Regions from separate parts of the Homo sapiens genome. Here region 2 is linked to region 1. Evidence: chromatin loops called from intact Hi-C (ENCODE). Cell type or tissue: PC-3. All regions are shown on one strand. Each heading gives the region's core, and the rest is flanking DNA. Links, peaks and the distances in the headings are about the cores only. Region 1 has its middle 110 kb from the start of LINC02661. Region 2 overlaps LINC02661 (long intergenic non-protein coding RNA 2661).

Region 1 (2,802 bases), core at 24-2,523:
CTTAACAAACCTGCTTCTCCTCTACTTGTATTCCCTATCTCAAGAAATATTACAATCACTATCCAGTTGGCCACTCCAGAAATCTAGAAAGAAACCACCTCAGAATTACCCTCTGCACCCAGTCAGTCAAGAAGTTCTATAAAACCTAGATTCTGTTTTTGTAAAATACATATTTTTTTTATTTCAATGCCTTTGGAGTATGTGGTTTTTGGTTACATGAATGAATTGCATAGTGGTGAAGTCTGACATTTTAGTGCACCTGTCACCTGAGAATTGTAAGCTACACCCAATATGTATCCCTCAACCCCCTACCCTGTACCTTCTGAATCTCCAGTCTATTATATCACTCTGTATCCCTTTGTGTACCCATAGCTTAGCTCCCACTTATAAGTGAGAACATATGTATTTGGTTTTCCATTCCTGAGTTACTTCACTGAGAATAATGTGAAGACTACATTCTAAGTGGTCCTTTATTTGTTGCCTGACCTCTGCATTTTACTACTCCTGCATTTTTCATGCCTCTTTATTTCTTATCTGATTTTACGTAATTCCATTTTGTCTCCCAGTCACTTGTCTCATTGGCCTACACTCATGTATTCACATGACTGCCACAGTCAGCTTTTCAAGCATGTCTGACAATGCCACACCACTGCTCTAAACCCTCTGTGCCCTCCACTGCATTCTGGACATAATCAGGATTCCATTTGATGTTGTGCATCGTCTGGCCCCTTCCTGTCATTCCAGTGCCTTTGTTATTACACAGGTGTGTAGGGGTTCAGTCAGGATGGTGGGAGAAATTGCAAACTAAACAAAAACCTTCTTGGAAGGCTGGAAGGTTTTTGCAAAAGCCTCAGGATAGAGTTATGGCTGAAGGCAGCTTAATCCTCTTTGAGCTATAACAAGGGTAATTAACATAGGAATGTAGAGGAGTCTATCTAACTAGCTTGTTTACTCATATGGTCCTAAGACTAACTTTTGACCATCTGCAGGTACATGATTGCTTTCTACTCAGGGGTGTTGGCAATGGTAATTACCTTCTAGTGGTGTTTACTTGAGACCTTTTGTCATTTAATGTGTGCTGAATAAATGCCAGCAGGGCCAGGGAGTCAAGGCCATGGCTGCTAAGCTTTACAGCACTGTCCTTGGAATCTGTAAGTGGCCTGGATGCTCAGCCAGACTGACAGGCATAATATCTGTGTAAGTGTACGTTATTCATCCACTCTTGGGTCAGGGTCTGTGGGACAGACTCCCACATAGGTGTACTTTCTCTGCATCTCTCTGCATTTGCACGAGCTGTCCCCTTACATTATACTAAAAGCTATCTTTTATCTTATTAAGGACATGCTTATAAAGAAAGCAGAGCCCACAGGCAGCAAGAGCAGGTGCTCTGGATCCTGACAGTCTGGTTTGAAAAGTGGAGCTCACCACTCAGTCTCCCTAATCTTCCACTTCCTTACCTATAAAAGTGGGATAATAAAATCACCTATTCCCCTGGAGTTAATGAGATGATATCTAAAAAACATGTACACTCTGTTTGAGACTAAGTAAACATTCCACAAATGTTTGCTGTCAGGCCTCTGACCCCAAGCTAAGTCATCATATCTCCTGTGACCTGCAAGTCCAGATAGCCTGAAGCAACTGAAGATCCACAAAAGAAGTAAAAATAGCCTTAACTGATGACATTCCACCATTGTGATTTGTTCCTGCCCCACCCTAACTGATAGGATATATTATCCCCCATCCTTAAGAAGGTACTTTGTAATATTCTCCCCCACCCTTAAGAAGGTACTTTGTAACATTCTCCCCGCCCTTGAAAATGTACTTTGTACACCTATTCCAAACCTATAAGAACTAATGATAATCCCATTCCCCTTTGCTGACTCTCTTTTCAGACTCAGCTGCCTGCACCCAGGTGAAATAAACAGCCTTGTTGCTCACACAAAGCCGGTTTGGTGGTCTCTTCACATGGACCCATGTGACATTCGGTGCCGTGACTCAGATTGAGGGACCTCCCTTGGGAGATCAATCCCCTGTCCTCCTGTTCTTTGCTCCGTGAGAAAGATCCACCTACAACCTCGGGTCTTCCGTCCGGCTTACAGTTTCATTTCGCGATTAGCCCTCCCCCAGCTGCCTAACAATTTCCTCTTGAAGAGGTGGCTGGAGCTAAAGGCATAGTCAAGTTTAACGCTCCTTTTTCTTTATCCGACCTCTCCCAAATGAGTTAGTGTTTAGGCTCTTTTTTATCAAATATAAAAACCCAGCCCAGTTCATGGCTCATTTGGCAGCAACCCTGAGAAACTTTACAACCCTAGACCCTGAAAGGTAAGAAAGCCATCTTATTCTCAATATGCATTTTATTACTCAATCTGCTCCCGACATTAAATAAAGCTCCAAAAATTAGATTCCAGCCCGGAAACCCCACAACAGGACTTAACCTCGCCTTCAAGGTGTACAATAATAGAGAGGAGTCTCAATTATTTGCCTCTGCTGTGAGAGAAACCCCAGCCACATCTCCAGCACACAAGAACTTCAAAATGCCTAAGCCACAGCGGTCAGGCATTCCTTCTGGACTTCCTCTCCCAGCATCTTGCTTCAAGTGCCTGAAATCTGGCCACTGGACCAAGGAATGTCCGCAGCCTGGGATTCCTCCTAAGCCGAGTCCCGTCTGTGCAGGACCCCACTGGAAATCGGACTGTCCAACTCACCTGGCAGCCACTCCCAGAGCCCCTGGAACCCTGGCCCAAGGCTCTCTGACTGACTCCTTCCCAGATCTTCTCGGCTTAGTGGCTGAAGACTGATGCT
Region 2 (2,802 bases), core at 262-2,761, 130 kb after region 1:
AACCCCACAACAGTACCTGGTGTGTGATGTTCCCCTTCCTGTGTTCATGTGTTCTCATTGTTCAATTCCCACCTATGAGTGAGAACATGCGGTGTTTGGTTTTTTGCCCTTGCGATAGTTTGCTGAGAATGGTGGTTTCCAGTTTCATGCATGTCCCTACAAAGGACGCGAACTCATCATTTTTTATGGCTACGTAGTATTCCATGGTGTATATGTGCCACATTTTCTTAATCCAGTCTATCATTGTTGGACATTTGCGTTGGTTCCAAGTCTTTGCTATTCTGAATAGTGCCACTATAAACATACGTGTGCATGTGTCTTTGTAGCAGCATGATTTATAATCCTTTGGGTATACACCCAGTAATGGGATGGCTGGGTCAAATGGTATTTCTAGTTCTAGATCCCTGAGGAATCGCCACACTGACTTCCACAATGGTTGAACTAGTTTACAGTCCCACCAACAGTGTAAAAGTGCTCCTATTTCTCCACATCCTCTCCAGCACCTGTTGTTTCCTGACTTTTTAATGATTGCCATTCTAAAAGGTGTGAGATGGTATCTCATTGTGGATCTGATTTGCATTTCTCTGATGGCCAGTGATGATGAGCATTTTCTCATGTGTTTTTTGGCTGCATAAATGTCTTCTTTTGAGAAGTGTCTGTTCATATCCTTCACCCACTTTTTGATGGGGTTGTTTGTTTTCTCCTTGTAAATTTGTATGAGTTCATTGTAGATTCTGGATATTAGCCCTTTGTCAGATGAGTAGGTTGCAAAAATTTTCTCCCAATCTGTAGGCTGCCTGTTCACTCTGATGGTAGTTTCTTTTCTTTTGCTGTGCAGAAGCTCTTTAGTTTAATTAGATCCCATTTGTCAATTTTGGCTTTTGTTGCCATTGCTTTTGGTGTTGTAAACATGAAGTCCTTGCCCATGCCAATGTCCTGAATGGTATTGTCTAGGATTTCTTCTAGGGTTTTTATGGTTTTAGGTCTAACATGTAAGTCTTTATTCCATATTGAATTCATTTTTGTATAAGGTATAAGGAAGGGATCCAGTTTCAGCTTTCTACATATGGCTAGCCAGTTTTCCCAGCACCATTTATTAAATAGGGAATCCTTTCCCCATTGCTGGTTTTTCTCAGGTTTGTCAAAGATCAGATGGTTATAGATATGTGGCATTATTTCTGAGGGCTCTGTTCTGTTCCGTTAGTCTATATCTGTTTTTTGAAACCGACAAGAACAAAGACACAACATACCAGAATCTCTGGGACACATTCGAAGGAGTGTGTAGAGGGAAATTTATAGCACTAAATGCCCACAAGAGAAAGCAGGAAAGATCTAAAACTGACACCCTAACATCACAATTAAAAGAACTAGAAAAGCAAGAGCAAACACATTCAAAACCTAGCAGAAGGCAAGAAATAACTAAAATCAGAGCAGAACTGAAGGAAATAGAGACACAAAAAACCCTTCAAAAAATTAATGAATCCAGGAGCTGGTTTTTTGAAAAGATCAACAAAATTGATAGACCGCTAGCGAGACTAACAAAGAAGAAAAGAGAGAAGAATCAAATAGACATAATAAAAAATGATAAAGGGGATATCACCACCGATCCCACAGAAATACAAACTACCATCAGAGAATACTGTAAACAACTCTATGCAAATAAACTAGAAAATCTAGAAGAAATGGATAAATTCCTCGACACATACATCCTCCCAAGACTAAACCAGGAAGAAGGTGAATCTCTGAATAGACCAATAACAGGCTCTGAAATTGTGGCAATTATCAATAGCTTACCAACCAAAAAAAGTCCAGGACCAGATGGATTCACAGCCGAATTCTACCAGAGGTACAAGGAGGAGCCGGTACCATTCCTTCTGAAACTATTCCAATCAATAGAAGAAGAGGGAACCCTCCCTAACTCATTTTATGAGGCCAGCATCATCCTGATACCAAACCTGGGCAGAGACACAACAAAAAACGAGAATTTTAGACCAATATTCTTGATAAACATCGATGCAAAAATCCTCAATAAAATACTGGCAAACCGAATCCAGCAGCACATCAAAAAGCCTATCCACCATGATCAAGTGGGCTTCATCCCCGGCATGCAAGGCTGGTTCAACATATGCAAATCAATAAATTAATCCAACACATAAACAGAACCAAAGACAAAAACCACATGATTATCTCAGTAGATGCAGAAAGGGCCTTTGACAAAATTCAACAACACTTCATGCTAAAAACTCTCAATAAGTTAGGTATTGATGGGACGTATCTCAAAATAATAAGAGCTATCTATGACAAACCCACAGCCAGTATCATACTGAATGGGCAAAAACTGGAAGCATTCCCTTTGAAAACGGGCACAAGAGAGGAATGCCCTCTCTCACCACTCCTATTCAACATAGTGTTGGAAGTTCTGGCCAGGGCAATCAGGGAAGAGAAGGAAATAAAGGGTATTCAATTAGGAAAAGAAGTCAAATTGTCCCTGTTTGCAGACGATGTGATTGTATATCTAGAAAACTCCATTGTCTCAGCCCAAAATCTTCTCAAGCTGATAAGCAACTTCAGCAAAGTCTCAGGATACAAAATCAATGTACAAAAATCACAAGCATTCTTATACACCAACAACAGACAAACAGAGAGCCAAATCATGAGTGAACTCCCATTCACAATTGCTTCAAAGAGAATAAAATACCTAGGAATCCAACTTACAAGGGATGTGAAGGACCTCTTCAAGGAGAACTACAAACCACTGCTCAATGAAATAAAAGAGGATACAAACAAATGGAAGAACATTCC

Evidence for each region. A loop is a pair of places that touch in the nucleus more often than their neighbours do. Peaks named below come from ENCODE experiments on the same cell type or tissue, not always from the same donor. Only the 100,000 strongest peaks of a DNase experiment are listed, where the experiment ranks them.
Region 2: a loop joins it to region 1, with 2.8 times the contacts of the local background. A loop is called at or near these places in 1 of 110 quality-filtered maps.

Annotation. Positions count from the first base shown.
Region 1 is chr10:108,597,483-108,600,284 of GRCh38, forward strand. No RefSeq gene overlaps it. Among named protein-coding and RNA genes, the nearest start is that of LINC02661, 110 kb to the right of the region's middle. RefSeq lists enhancers at 358-897, 898-1,436, 1,020-2,219. In PC-3, for the core only: no CTCF peak of the experiment used is centred there; DNase peaks (open chromatin) are centred at 679 and 1,579; H3K4me3 peaks cover 2,455 bases; H3K27ac peaks cover 2,500 bases.
Region 2 is chr10:108,723,589-108,726,390 of GRCh38, forward strand. All of the region lies in intron 2 of LINC02661 (long intergenic non-protein coding RNA 2661), which reads left to right. Among named protein-coding and RNA genes, the nearest start is that of LINC02661, 16 kb to the left of the region's middle. In PC-3, for the core only: no CTCF peak of the experiment used is centred there; no DNase peak of the experiment used is centred there.